Regions from separate parts of the Homo sapiens genome. Here region 2 is linked to region 1. Evidence: read pairs that join two places in POLR2A ChIA-PET (ENCODE). Cell type or tissue: OCI-LY7. All regions are shown on one strand.

What was found. Peaks named below come from ENCODE experiments on the same cell type or tissue, not always from the same donor. Only the 100,000 strongest peaks of a DNase experiment are listed, where the experiment ranks them.
Region 2: POLR2A ChIA-PET joins it to region 1 with 12 read pairs; 3 of 35 experiments call an interaction of 5 or more read pairs at or near these places.

What each region holds. Positions count from the first base shown.
Region 1 is chr13:77,474,412-77,482,411 of GRCh38, forward strand. No RefSeq gene overlaps it. Among named protein-coding and RNA genes, the nearest start is that of SCEL, 57 kb to the right of the region's middle. RefSeq lists enhancers at 3,410-4,054, 4,055-4,697. In OCI-LY7, CTCF peaks have their summits at 4,187 (motif pointing left) and 4,390; a DNase peak (open chromatin) is centred at 4,160; H3K4me3 peaks cover 1,004 bases; H3K27ac peaks cover 542 bases.
Region 2 is chr13:77,534,150-77,542,149 of GRCh38, forward strand. SCEL (sciellin) reads left to right here and starts at 1,557. Exons shown (of 33, transcript NM_144777.3): 1 at 1,557-1,675. In OCI-LY7, no CTCF peak of the experiment used is centred here; no DNase peak of the experiment used is centred here.

The DNA of each region.
Region 1 (8,000 bases):
TTAGCCAGGATGGTCTCGAACTCCTGACCTCATGATCCACCCGCCTCAGCCTCCCAAAGTGCTGGTGTGTCCGGAATTGGTGGGTTCTTGGTCTCACTGACTTCAAGAATGAAGCCGTGGACCCTTGGGGTGAGTGTTACAGTTCTTAAAGGTGGCGTATCCAGAGTTTGTTCCTTCTGATGTTCAGATGTGTTCAGAGTTTCTTCCTTTTGGTGGGTTCCTGGTCTCACTGGCTCAGGAATGAAGCTGCAAACCTTCACAGTGAGTGTTACAACTCTTAAGGCAGCGCGTCTGGAGTTGCTCATTCCTCCTGGTGGGTTCGTGGTCTCCCTGGCTTCAGGAGTGAAGCTGCAGACCTTCGCCGTGAGTGTTGCAGCTCGTAGAGGCAGTGTGGACTCAAAGAGTGAGCAGCAGCAAAATTTATTGCAAAGACCAAAAGAACACAGTTTCCACAGCATGGAAGTGCACCCCAGCGGGTTGCCACTAGTGGCACAAGCAGCCTGCTTTTATTCTCTTATCTGGCCCCACCCACATCCTGCTGATTGGTCCATTTTACAGAGAGCTGATTGGTCCATTTTACAGAGAGCTGATTGGTCCGTTTTGACAGGATGCTGATTGGTGCGTTTACAATCCCTGAGCTAGACGCAAAAGTTCTCCACGTCCCCACTAAATTAGCTAGATACAGAGTGCCCACACAAAGGTTCTCAAAGTCCCCACCAGAGTAGCTAGATACAGAGTGTCGATTGGTGCATTCACAAACCCTGAGCTAGACACAGGGTGCTGATTGGTGTGTTTACAAACCTTGAGCTAGATACAGAGTGCCAATTGGTGTATTTACAATCCCTTAGCTGGACATAAAGGTTCTCCAAGTCCCCACCAGGGTAGCTAGATACAGAGTGTGGACTGGTGCCTTCACAAACCCTGAGCTAGACACAGGGTACTGATTGGTGTATTTACAATCCCTTATCTAGACATAAAGGTTCTCCAAGTCCCCACCAGACTCAGGAGCCCGGCTGGCTTCACCCAGTGGATCCCGCACAGGGGCCGCATGTGGAGCTGCCTATCAGTCCCAGGCCGTGCGCCGGCACTCCTCAGCCCTTGGGTGGTGGATGGGACTGGGCGCTGTGGAACAGGGGGCGGCGCTCCTCGGGGAGGCTCGGGCCGCGCAGGAGCCCACGAAGTGCGGGGGAGGCTCAGGCATGGCGGCGGGCTGCAGGTCTCCAGCCCTGCCCGGCGGGAAGGCATCTAAGGCCCGGCGAGAAATTCAGCACAGCAGCTACTGGCCCAGGTGCTAAGCCTCTCACTGCCCCGGCCCGCTGGCCGGCGGGCAGCTCCGAGTGCAGGGCCTCCCGAGCCCACGCCCACCCGGAACTCGCGCTGGCCCACAAGCACCGCGTGCAGCCCCGGTTCCCGCCCCCACCTTTCCCTCCACACCTCCCGGCAAGCTGAGGGAGCCGCCTCCGGCCTTGGCCAGCCCAGAAAGTGGCTCCCACAGTGCAGCAGCGGGTTGAAGGGCTCCTCAAGCGCGGCCAGAGTGGGCGCCAAGGCTGAGGAGGCGCCAAGAGCGAGCAAGGGCTGTGAGGGCTGCCAGCATGCTGTTACCTCTCACTGGGATTACAGGCATGAGCCACCGCGCCCGGCCTGAGGTAAGTTTTAGAGCAGGAGTGAAAGTTTATTAAAAAGCTTTAGAGGAGAAACAAAAGAAAGTAAAGGACACTTGGAAGAGAGCCAAGTGGGCAACATGAGAGATCAAGCGTGTGGTTGACTTTTGACTTAGGTTTTTATATGTTGGCACACTTCCAGCGTCTTGTGTCCCTTCTCACATGATTCTTCCCTTAGGGAAGGCTGTTGGCATGCGCAGTGGCCTGCTAGCGCTTGGGAGGTGAGCATGCACGGTGTGTTTACTGGAGTTATATGCATGCTTACTTGAGGCATTCTTCCCTTAGCAGTTGATTGCCCCTAGAACCCTAGAGGGTCATATACCAGTTAAACTCCACCATTTTGCTTCTTAATGCACATGCTTGAGCCCACTTACCCAGCCCCTGAGATCTTACTGAGAAGCTACTGATCACCAGTTCCAGGTTTTTTCTTTATATTGGAAGACTGCCTTTCCCTGGCACTGGCTGCAACCAATTATTATTTTAGAGAGACAGTTAACAACCACCTGACCATCACCTAATGATCACCTGACATTACTGGTTGGTAGGTGGGGAGCCCTCTCCTGCTCTGCTCATGCCTGACTAGCTACCTATGTAACATGACCACACTCTTTAGGAATGTACAATAATTATAATATGAAATGGTCAGGGCCATCTGTAAGGTAGTTAGAAACCATGAGGGTACACATCTCTCTTCTGGGAAGAGTAAGGAAGCTTCAGAGAGAAATTCCTAGAATCTATTCCACTGCACATTTTGACAGGGCCCCAAAGCATCCCAGACTTGCAGGCACTTTAGAATCAGAACTTTTACCCTTGCATATGACTGATTTATTTTACAATGTGTCCTGGAAGTAAGATAGTATAGTCTAGGTTCTTTCCCTGCAGTAACTGGACCAGGTATACAAAACCTCTTTGGTACTCAGAACCATTATAGCTTATGAAGACTTCTTCAGGAATATTAGAATTGCTAATTCGGGTTCTCTTGTCTCTTACAGTAAGTAGAATGACCCCAGTGAATCCAAGTGGCCAAATATTTTAGGCTTGTCTGATTCTACTGCTTCCATGCAAATCTTGTATGGAAGTGGGGGAAAAAGGCAAATCCAGGGTCACACAGATTATTAGAAAAGAGGTTAGAATAAAATGTGGTCACAAAAATCCTCATCGGATTCTTACAGTAGATCATATGATTTGCTTTTCTGTGTGCCTATATGAAAAATATGTACTTATTGACAAAAATATATGAGTAAATATGTTCAATAAATCAATCGCAGCTATGTTTTAGATAGATGATTGGAGAAACTGTCATGGACCTAAGAATCACACTTTTTCTCTTTACTGTCAACAAGTTAGGATGAATCATTTTACTCTGAAGAATAAGGATATGGTTATTTCTCATCATCGTTCAAGCTTGAGTGTGTTCAAGCTTGAGTGTGTCTAAGAGCCTTTTCCTTCAAGGAGCCAGCATGCCATCCACGGAACTCACAACACTGGTTGCCAGAGTTCTCTGCTTTAGAAAATAAAAGTGGGTTGGCTATGACTTCTGTGCTTATTCACTACACCTATGCCTAGAGTCCCTAAAGATTCTTTGGTTGCTTTTGACAATTGCAAATTGTATCTACAGCCACATTTCCATAGTCAATTCAGTGGTAGCTGATTTGAGAACTGCTTCTTGATGTACTAGCACAGTATAGAGATTTTTCTACTTTGAAATGGCTAAAAGCAAAATTATAGGCTGGAAATATGGAAAATATTGTATGATGCAGAGGACCTTAAAATGCTTTCTAGCTTTAAGGTCTAAGATTCTGCAGAGTGCTTAGAATTAATTCTTGATTGTACCCTCCCTACCTCCAGCCCAATTCTCTTTTTGCAAGGATTTTTAAAGAATCAGAGCTGAATGTTTCAATGTCTGTCACCATTTTATCTGCATTTTCACAAGCATTTTAGCGATCATGTGAGTCATTTCTTTCTCACCTCCCACAAATAGCGTGGGTTAAATGGAGCTGTGGGAATTTTTTTTTAAAGTAATAATTCTGACTTCACAATCTTTTAAAAAGACATTGCTTGCATTAAACAGACACACACACACACACACACACACACACACACACACTCAGCAAACAACCTACCAATACTGTTGCTTTTGAATGTTCTGTAAGGTCGAATGCCAATGATTTGTGTTTTGTTGTGTTACGGTTGCCCAGCCTCCTTGATCTATTGTAGGCAGGGTTAAATTACAGAGTGAATTGGGGGACTGACCTCATTACATCATCTGTGCTGAATCACTGTCCTACAACTGTCGTCCTGAAGGCTCGGGCCAGACGTGGTAGTGCTGTCTTTCATTAATGTTACATTAATATGATCAAGAAGATACTTTCTTCTCTTGCTTCTACCCCCACCCCCACCCCTCAGGTCTCTCATTTGCTAAACAATCAAATGCTTTCAAAATCCTGCAAAACAGCTTTCATTTTAAGGTTCTGATCAAAGGACTTGCATTGCAACATCCCCAGTATTTTCACTGCCCTCTAGTGGCTGTTTTCAATTACATTTTGTTTTACAAAGAGGATTGTATCCTTGTTTCTTTACCGTGTTGGGTCTCAAATAAAAAGCTCTGTATGGCAAGTCATCTTCTAAGAACGTGATGTTATTGTGTTTGAAAAGAACAAGAGAAGAATGAGCAATTTTAATCTCGATTTGGCCTCATCTTTGCGGCTGTCTGAAAACTCCAAACCTCTGAAGTGTTAAGTAAATTAACCCACATCTTCATAGCCCCCATTGGTGAATGCAATGGTTTAAGAATACTCGCTCTTTGAAGACCAAACTGCTTTTGTCTGCAACACTCTATTTAAGGGAAAACTAATTCTGGAATCCTGTCCAACCTCATAGCATTCTGAATGATTTCTACTTCCACTCTAATTATCAGCCAGAAGTATTATTTGTAATCATCAGCTTTCAATAATTTAAATAGGTAGTTGTTTGGCCAACTGTTTTTATTCAAAATGCCACAAAAGCTAAAATTCTATGTTGAATTTTATCCAGATGCTGTCTTCTTTTAGGACATGCCAGCTGAGACAGAGCAGTTGTTCATTTTTTTAAAATACCATGTCAGAAGCACATTTTTACTTCATGAATTCAACTGCAATCTAAAACGAAGACTACAGATTTATGTCTCAGTTCAGTTCAGTTGCTTGCCAAAACCAGAGGGAGGACATTTTTTTAAGAATTAATTTAATGGCCAGGCGCAGTGGCTCACACCTGTAATCCCAGTGCTTTGGGAAGCCAAGGCAGGAAAATCGCTTGAGCCCTGGAGTTCCAGACTAGCCTGGGAAACCTAGTAAGACACTCATCCCCCCTCCCCAGAAAAAGTCAAACTTGGTGGTGCATGTGCCTGTAGTCCCAGCTACTCGGGAGGCTGAGATGGGTGGATCATTTGAGCCCAGGAGTTCAAGGTTACAGTGAGCTGTGATGGTGCCACTGCACTCCAGCCTGGGCAACAGAGAGAGACCCTGTCTCAAGAAAAGAAAAGAAAAATAATTAACTCAGCATGCTAAATCACCAAACATAACCACACCCAAGCTATTTTATTCCTCAGAGACTATGGAGATGAGCTTTTCATTGTCTTTTTGAATTCTAGCAAGAACAGTTTTGGTGGTTCCTTTTTTTTTTAATCAATGAAAACAAAGCCCACTGTAAATAAATGTTTTCATGTATCACTACTTAATACTTCTATAAGGGTCCTAAATGCCTTTTGTCTACGTTTTCTTTAACACTCTTCTATACAAAGTAGATCAACCTCTTAATGTCAAAAAGAACTGAATCAGACAAAATCCAGATTTCTTAACAAATTTCTATTGTCTCAAACTTTTTTTAGTTCAATAATATTTTCCTTCTGGACAGCGAAGGAAATCCCTCTGAAATGTTCCAGAGCTGTACAATTGCAAAATTGAAAAGTTAGGTTAAAGGTTCTTCTGTGAAATTTGCTAGAGTTTGCAAGTCCCTGATTTTTTCACTGAACAATTTCAGGGAAGGTTTGTGTCTCCCTTTGTCTGGGTCTTTGTTCAAAAAGTGGCTAATTGCTATTAGCAAATGCAAATAAAAGACAGTTGCTTCAGTGCAGCTTGATTGCCAGTTCCCAGTAGGTTCCCTCCCGTTTCTAACTGTGGCTTTTCCAAGTTTTCATCCATCTCTGCAAGTCCTCCCCCTCCCCCACTCCTGACTCCCTACATTCACTGTCAGCAGATGCCCTTGTCTCTTACCTCACGGAGGAAGCAGGATCTATTTACAATAACTCCTTCAAGTTCCTTCTATTCAGTAAGCATACTTAACTTTGCAATCTTGCCCTTACCTCCTTTCTCAGGAGTGGGTGGGGTAGAGCAAAAAGACTCCTCTTTTATTTTTTTCTCTTATTTTCTGAGACCAGTCTCTCCACCTCGCTCCCATTTCCTCAGAGCCCTTGCTGCATCCTTGTCTCTTCTCTCTCATGTATCTTTCATCTCCCATTGGTCCCTGGCTTAATCCCCTCGACATATAAACATGACTCAGTTTCTCCCAGGGTATTGATTTAAGTTCTGAGAGTCCAAATAACAGCCCCCAGTTCCCTCCAGAATACAGAGGCCACAAATGGCCCCTTGAACAGAAGCTGTGATGATTTTGGTCATGTGGTCCTGCTACCCTGGCCTCATTGGATTGGATTATGGATACGGGTGGCAGCCGAAGCAGCTCAGATATGACAGCCAAAACTACATTAATGCCTGAGTTCTGTTTGGGTTCCTGTTTGCAAGCAATAGAAAATAATTCTGGCAAATTTAACCTCAACGCGGGATTCCCTAGAAGGATATCTGTGTCTCACATATCTACAGGAGCTTGGAGGACCTTGCTTTGAAAAGAGACAGAAACCGAAGTGCTTTGGGGCTGTGCATGGGAGCACAGCAAACGTTACATCTGAGGAGCAACAGGTTCAGCTTACGGCCTCTGCTGCTTCTTCTTCAATGGGGTGGCCCAGAGCTGTCTCTACACTTGTCTGATAGGAAGAGGCCAAGTGACATGTGTGTTCCATAGCTGGGCTGGGCAGGAAGAGAGAGCGTTGGCCCATTGGCTACTGTGTGGAATGTGGATTCCATTTCTACATCTACGTAGTTGGAGATTCCTCCAAAAGGAAATTGGAATGTCAACAGGAGTTGGGTGCTGGATAGCCCAAACCAATGAATGGTGGCTACAGATGGTTACTCTAACACAATGAGGCGCTCTGTTGGAGAGCATGAATGTGAGACACAGAGAGAGAGGAGTAGAAAGCAGGAGGAACAGAGACGCAATAGCAGAGAGAAGCAAAGATGAAATAGATTAAAAGAGCAGCTGGGAGATAGGGAAGTCATGTCATGAAAATGGTAGAGTCATGTGAGTAGAAAGGACAGATGGATATCCACTCTGAGGAACGGTGAGACAATGGGTGACCATAGGTACTGGGTTGCTTGTGACACTGGAGCTGGCACAATTTTGGAGGAGAATGTAGTATTACCTAGTTCACAGGCTCTTGAGTCAGAGAATCATGGGTGTCCCTGGGATTCAAATCCCAGCTTCATCACTCACCTGTCCTGTGACTTCATTTCTTAACCACTGCATGCCCCAGTTTCTTCATCTGTGAAAACTGTAATTACGACACATGGTTGGTGTAAGAAAGGAAAATGCATATAAGTGCTGAGCATAATTCCTGACATATTAAATGTTAGCTGTTATTATTGCAATTGTTATTTTATGTCTCCCAAAGTTTTGCAAATCCTATTCTAGTCCTTTATCTTCATAAAATATTTCAATTCATCTTCTATTTTTAAATTACATTAATTTTTTAACTTTCATTTTAGGTTCAGGGGTATGTGTGCATGTTTGTTCTATAGGCAAATTGCGTGTCACAGGGGTTTGGTGTACAGATTATTTCCTCATCCAGGTAATAAACATAGTACCTGATAGGTGGTTTTCTAATCCTTACCCTTCTACTACATTCCACCCTCAAGTAGGCCCCAGTGTCTATAGTTCTTTTTTTTGTGCTCATGTGTGTTGAATGTTTAGCTCCCACTTATAAGTAAGAACATGTGGTATTTGGTTTTCTGTTTCTCTGTTAGTTTTCTTTTCTTTTATTTATTTATTTATTTATTTTTGAGATGGAGTCTCGCTCTGTTGCCCAGGCTGGAGTGCAGTGGTGCAATCTTGACTCACTGCAAACTCTGCCTCCCGGGTTCATGCCATTCTCCTGCCTCAGCCTCCCGAGTAGCTGGGACTACAGGCGCCGGCCACCACACCTGGCTAATTTTTTTGTATTTTTCTTAGTAGAGATGGGGTTTCACCATGTTG
Region 2 (8,000 bases), 60 kb after region 1:
CTCTTTGGCTCTTAGGGAAGGTGTGTTTCAAAACCTGTAACAGGAGTCCCCGCCTAGAATGGCTCTTCAGTGTTACTCCTTCCTCCCAGCGGAAGCAGCCTTTGTTTTTTGTTGGGTTTTTTTTGTTTTTTTTGTCTGTTTGTTTTGTTTTTTGAGATAGGGTCTCACTCTGTCACCCATACTGGAATGCGGTGGTGTGATCACAGCTCACTGTGGCTTGGTCCTCCCATGCTCAAGAGACTCTCTTTGCCTCAGCCTCCTGAGTAACTGGGACCAAAGACATGCACTACCACACCCAGCTGATTTTTTTATTTTTAGTAGAGATGAGATCTTCTCTTACTGTGTTGCCCAGTTTGTCTCGAACTTCTTGGCTCAAGTGATCCTCCCACCTTGGCCTCCCAAAGTGCAAGTGAAAGCCACTGCAACTGGCCAGAAGCAGCCTTTGATGTTGGGTCTACTGCTGCCCTCAGCATTGAAAGAAGTTTCAACCATCCTTTTCACATTTTTTTTTTTTTTCTGAGACAGTCTCACTCTGTTGCCTAGGCTAGAGTGCAGTGGTGTGATCTTGGCTCACTGTAACCTCCACTTCCCTGGTTCAAGTGATTCTCCTGCCTCCTCCTGCCAGAGTGGATGAATGGTTCTTCTTCTTCTTGACCATCTAATCATTGTCCACTCAGACTTTAAAACTCTGCATCAACATCACCTTCCAGGTTCTTCCTTCTCTCCACTATGCGATGCCTGGCATTGAAAATTTCTGTATATGACTTTATCATGGTGTGTTATAGTTATTTAATATAGCTGGGGTTACAGGTGTGTGCCATCACGCCCAGCTAATTTTTATATTTTTAGTAGAGATCAGGTTTTACCATGTTGGCCAGGCTGATCTTGAACTGCTGACCTCAGGTGATCCGCCTGCTTCCACCGCCCAAAGTCCTGGGATTACAGATGTGAGCCACCACGCCTGGCCCCTTTTCACATTTTTTTATACATGGATAAATAAGATAGAGATTAGAATTCTTACATGCTAGGTGTATTTTCCCTCTGATAGTTTTACAAAATAGTCTAGGTGTAGAATGTGTGGAACAGACTTCTTTTGTGTTTTCTAATCCTAGGGTTCCTGGGTTTCTGAGAATTTGTTTGTCTTGAAGATTCCTTTAAGCCATATACTCCTTGCATGCTTGTCTGTGCCCCTGCCTTCCAGGTACTATGGGTGTATGGGGGTTCCTTCTATCTTGAGTTTTCAATTTTATTTTTTGAAAGAGAATACAAAATAGGTTGGGTCCTATGCCACCTTGTCAGTGATATGGTTGTGCATACTGTTGATATCAGTTAAAAGGGTGATCACAGGAGCATATATATATATATGTTTTTTTTTTTTTTGCATAAGGCCATAAGTTAAACAAAGAATTCAAACAAAGACAGTAGGTATATGAGTGAGAATGCTTTAATTGAACTGGTATTTGTACAAGGTGACACCCTGTTGCATACCACACACCTCCTCCCTGAGTGACTCAGCCGCTGAGCAAGAAACCTCTGAACTGTTCACTAATACAGTCAGGTAGAGGTTGAGACTCCACTGAATAAACTCTAGGTTCCCATTTCTTTCAGCCAGATCCTCCCAGGGAATCACTACAGGCTGGTTAGCCAAAAAGTCCTGATTTTCTGCTCAATAGAGGTAAGTTGAATTATACTTGCAAACAGAAATACATCTGCTGTATGTGCACAGCTTTCTCTGTGTTCCTTACAAATGATTAAAATTAGAACTTACTGTATTATCTTTGTCTTTTCTTCCTGTAAATTTTGACAGCCTCCAGCTGGCTGTTAGCTCTGCTCTTCCTTGCTGTACTTTTAGGTCACATTGCATTGAACTTCTTGGCAATTTTACACGTTATGGGCATCACAGAAACGAGCACCTATTTGATTTTCTGGGTGGGAGCTGTCAGCTGGTGAATCCTGCCACACAAAGGATAATAAATTCTTTAAGTGAAGGGACCAGCACCTGCTGGTTTATTTTCTCAAGCGACTATACAAACATTTTTTAAAGGATCTTTCTGTTTTCATAAATGATGCTTTTAGTGAAATAGTGAACTCAAATATTGCTTTATAGTTAATAAGTCATATTTATTTTTTTCTCTACTGCTAAAAATATTGCAAGTTGCTGAGCTATGAGAGAGAGAGAGGTTTATATTTATGAGGTTTTTGTCTCCACCCTATCTTCCCCAAATAAGAAAATCACCATTTCTCACTTGAAAGTACCAAGGAGTAAAGGCAGGGTGTGGGAGCAGAATAAGGGTACATGGTTCCTCACAGGGATCTGTGGGCATCTGGCCAACTTCTCTATGGTATATTCTGCATTCTAACCTAAGGAGTGATTAATGTATATGGGGGCAATTTTCAAACTTTATTCATAGCCTAGTCCTGAAAAACCAGTTTTGGGAGACTTTTGATAAGGCTAGAAGAGTTCTTTTAACAGAGCTTTCTTTTATAATTAATAGCTAAGCTGACTTGTGTTTTTTCTCATCATTTCTATTTATGATACAGAGCTGTGGGATTCAAATGCAGGGGCCACTCACAGCTTGCAAATTGCAGCTCTGTGTCCTCCAGAGAGGTGCCCCCACAGCATACCTGGCTCTATCTGTAGTACTTGAGTTCTCATGGCTTCCTATTGCTGACAAGGTCACCTGCAGTCTGAGAGGGGGTTAGACACACCAGTGCTCATTTCCCAAAGGTTTACAGAAGAATTTTACAACTTGGCTTTCAAGTGTTTATAGTAACCAGAAAACTAAAGTGTAGCAAGTGTGGATAATTTTATTTTTCATAAAATGTGATTACATTTAAAACTGTCTTTCACTTCCATAGTTTATAACGTAGATAAAGCCTTCCTAATATATGTGGTGCTCCAGTGTTTAAAGTATTGGAAACATCAATTTGAGAAAACTGAGAAATGACAACAGTAAAAATTTTAGTAAAACATTCAGATGATCCTAAATGTCGGGATATGCATAGAATGCCAACAACAGGCCAGAATTTTTATTGGAATGTTAGCGTCGTATAAATCTTAGATCTAATTGACAGAATATTTCAACTGAAACGGAGCATAGGCCCATCTAGTCTAATGCCTGAATTTTCTAGTTGAGAAAATCAAAGCATAAATGTTAAGCAACTTGTGAAGATCAGAGTAGCAGAACCAGAGCACGATGCCAGATTGCTTGTCTTTTGTCTTACTGAATTTTCTCAATATTTTTTCAAATGCTTTTTATCATAAAATATGTAGTAGCAATAAATGAGCCACACTCCATCACAGACTGTGGTTACCCAGCACATGTGGAAATATTATAGTGTGTATGGTATGACTAAGACATAATAGAATACGTTTTCCAACTTGTGGCTTATGGAATCAGTGTTGCCGTTTATTATATTTATGAGATTTTCATCTCAGGAGCCAGTAGCCCCTCAGCAGGGAGGGGATCTGATGTATGTGTGTTAGCTGTGGTCTGTACAATCAGAACACCCTTGCCTCGAATGCCATTCTGTAGGTGATGCTTACCTGACTGCCTTCTCAGACTACCAGAATTATGATGAAATACCTGAGAGGTTCATATTCCTGGGGACTATGTAAACAAAACAAATTTTGAATGACTGAGCTCATACTGTGGAATGAACTGAACACAATTCACGAAGCCGTCAAATTAAGCAAACATTGTTTAACTGAGAGTATCTTATACGGTTCAGGCATCAACTCCCAGCATTTCTTAAGAGTGAGGGGATAAAATCTTTGGCCTTGCAGTCCAAGGGAAATCTTTATTGGTTCCATATGGCTTCGCTTTCTGTCATTGTCCTGCTTCTAGACCATTTGTTGATCATTTTCCATTTTCTTTGGCTGGGTACTTTGAAATAAAGATTTTAGGTATTAATTGCTGCATACATAGCTGGAGTTGTTCAAAGCTCACTTCTGAATCAAAAGTCTTTTTTTTTTTTTTTTTTTTAAATGGAGTCTCGCTCTTTTCCCCAGTCTGGAGTGCGATGGCACAATCTCGGGTTACTGCAGCCTCCGCCTCCCATGTTCCAGCGATTCTCCTGCCTCAGCTTCCTGAGTAGCTGGGAGTACACGTGTGCACCACCACACCCGACTAATTTTTCTATTTTTAGTATAGACGGGGTTTCACCATGTTGGCCAGGCTGGTCTTGAACTCCTGACCTCAAGTGATGTACCCGCCTTGGTCTCCCAAAGTGCTGGGATTACAGGCATAGCCAATGCGCCCGGCCTTAATCAAAAGTCTTTATCAGTTATATTCCTTAAGTGTTTCCAGCTTACCATTGTACAAATGGTAAACTGTGATTTTTTTCCATGAACTTGTGATTTTGAAGCTCGGGAGAAGCTCTTCCTCACATGGATGCTTTGCCAAATGACAGCTACACGTACTAGACTTTCATTTCATGTCGATTACTAAATTTTTTAAGGACATGAGTCATCCTTTTATTGTGATACTTAATTGGAACAGTGAATTTTATAGCTACCTATTCAATGACAACTGGTTTACTTCTAGATACAAGAACTGATCATCCTGAATCCTCCTTGTAATAGTATACTTGATAGCTCTAAAAATCTGAATAATTTATTCTTTGTCTGTAGACCCAAGTTTCCCTGACTCTAAAATGTGATTACGTATCCTTCATATGAAGCCTCCTGGGGAAAGACAGTGAACTATAAGCCATATTTTCCAAACTGAGATATATACATCCCAGGAGACTGTGTCAATGTTCTAGAAAATGCAATAAAATTATGAAATAAGCATGGCACATGTCTGTATGGAGAGCTAATTTTAGTTAAAAAGCTTTGGAGAAAACTATCCCTATTGCCCTGCCCTCTCCCCAGTTCTCCCCAGGGTTCCCTCTTTTGTCATTAGAGATGCTGTGTGTAAAAGTTTAAAAGAAATTTATATACAAATGCATGCAGTGAGCTGAAATCTAGATAGACTTGAATTTGAACCATGATTCCATGTGGACAAACGGTGACATGTATGAGTATGCCTAACTCACAGCACCAGCAGATAAAAAGAAAAATTAGGATTCTTGATGAATAATTAATAGACATATAAAATTATGTAATTATATATTATATACATATTTTATAATATACATAGCATATTACATAATGGGACATATATGTATAAAATATGACTCACAATAGCACAAAAATATAAAAATCTAGAAAAAATCTCTACAAGAAAAATTTAAAATCTAGATTTAAAAAATAACAACATTTTATAGTAAGACATAAAGGTGAAAGCGGACCTTAAATGTCAGTTCTTCCCAAACTCTTTTTATAGAATCTATGCAATTTTAGTCAAAAGTTCCAATAGAATATTTATCTTGGAAACTTAGAAAATAATTTTTTTTTTTTTTGAGACAGAGTCTCGCTCTTTCACCCAGGCTGGACTGCAGTGGCTCTATCTCGGCTCACTGCAAGCTCCGCCTCCCGGGTTCACATCATTCTGCCTCAGCCTCCCGAATAGCTGGGACTACAGGCGCCCACCACCACGCCCAGCTGATTTTTTGTATTTTTAGTAGAGATGAGGTTTCACAGTGTTAGCCAGGATGGTCTCGATCTCCTGATCACGTGGTCTGCCCGCCTCTGCCTCCCAAAGTGCTGGGATTACAGGCGTGAGCCACTGCGCCTGGCTGAAACTTAGACAATAATTTTAAAGTTATCTGAAAGAAAGGAATAAATGAGAATAGCTGATAGAATTTCTAAAAAGGAAGTTAATGAAGGGTGCTGTGCTACTAGATATTAAAAATGTATGTATCAGAAAAACACAATAATAAAAGTAGCTTGTTTTTATTGTAAGAAACTAAAGACAGTTTTCTTGAGGAAAACGGATAGCCACAAAGCACATTTAAGAATATGTAAGAATTTAAAGTGTGACAAAGGACGTATCATATATCAACGAGAAAGGGATTTATTCTCCCATTACCAAAGTAAATCCACATGGATTAGAGAGATTACATAAAACAACAAAATATATTGTAAAAATTAAAAGAAAAATAAATATTTAGTTAACCTCATGTTTGTTCAACAAATATTCCTCTAGAACTGATTATGTACCAGGTACTGTGATAAGTTTTGAAAATCAGCTGTGGAGAAGATGGGCTTGGCCACTGCTCTTAAGATGTACAATGTGTGAATGTGTGCGGGTGTGAGTATGTGTGTATACTTGTGGGTTGGGGGTGGGGGAAGATTATTCAGCCATACACACAGTCTTAGGTGATGTTATGGAAACTCTTTGCTATTTGAACACATAGTAGGGCTCATAACTCAGCCTGGGGAGGAAGGAGTGGGGCAAGTGGCGATGGTATCACAGAGTGATTCCTGGAGGATATAGAATGTGTGATCTGGAAGGTGAATGGAAGTCTTTCCTGAAGGAAAATGAGGGGTTGAGGGAAGTTCAGGAAGAAGAGTGTTTCAGGCATAGATAGAATAAGCAATAGCTCACAGGTGATGAAAAGGATGGAGCCCCAGGCACTGGAAGGAGTTGCTGTGGCTGAAGCCAGAGTGTGAGTGGGAAGTGGGGAGTTGGGGGAAATGAGGCTGGAGGGTATGGCCTTGTCAGCCTTGTTATCAGTTCGATTTTATCCTGACAGAAAGGGAACACCCTTGAACGACTTTAAGTAGGTGATGACTACTTTGGCACCAGTGAGGAGGAGAGTGGATTAAGTGAGGAAGTCTGGAGATTGAGAATGTAGCTGGGAAGCCGTTGGAATAGTCAGGAGATTATGGTAGTTTGAATTGGTGTCTTGCAAATAGAAAGATACACAAGAGATGTTGAATTATAGGACTTGACGATTGCTTGGATTTCAAGGTCAGAAAGAAGATTGATGGATGGTCTACAAAGATGGCTTTTAAAGAGTGAAAGTGGAAGAAATTATAAAGGGAAAAATAGGGAATGCAAAATCAAAAGCTTCTGATACAAAATTTATAATTAGAAGCTAAATGAAAAACTAGTAAAGATGAATGTTCCTGACATATAAAGAAAATGAGAAATCAGTAAGAAATATATAATAATTGTCAATGGATAATTTATAAAATAAGAAAGAAAATGCCCTGTAAAGTGAAGAAAAATATGCGAGTAAAACAAAATGATTCTACTTTCACCTATTATATTATTAAAAAGATTAATGAATGATAATTCTAAATGCTGGCAAATGAGTGAACACTCATATGTTGCTGGTGGATGATAAACTACTATAAGATTTACGGAAAGAAACTCGACAATAGGGATCAAGAATATTTTAGAAATTATACATCTTGGCAAGTAATTTCACTTCTCGGATTCATTCAAAGAAAATAATCAGATACTTGGTGAAAGACTTTTGTATGGTTTTTTAGAAACAACAGAGGAATGATGTTACATTGATAAATAAAATGAGATATTTTGTAGCTGCAAAATAAATATTTAAATATTCTTAAATGGCATTGGAAAATGCATATCAGTAGGCTCTAAATGGGCAAAGAAAAACCCTGGAAGAAAATTACAGTGATTGATTAAAGGTGTCTGATTTTTTTTTCCTTTCTTTATGCTTTCTTGTATTTTCCACATTTTATATATGCTTTCTTGTATTTCCACATATGTTCTAAATATAGTGAGAAAGATTTATGTTGTGTAAAATTGGGATACAGAACAGCTACATGACAGAGCTTTTGTGAATATGAAATACAGTAAAGTATTTAAGATAACTAACAGGGTTTTGGCTCATAGTCTGTGGTCAAAATTTGAGTTTTTACTCATTTAACTTGTATTTTCAGCTAGAACTGAAAATAGCCCCTGATGGGGCTCAGGTGATAGATAACTTTTATTGGATAGCTTTTTTATTAATGAATATTAGACCAGTGTTTTTTGTAAAATGAAATAATTATAGGCCACTATTCATGTTAAAGCTTGCTGTTATCATTCTGCAGAAAAGATGGGCTGTAAGAAAAAGAGCTGGTGAGGGTTGTGTAT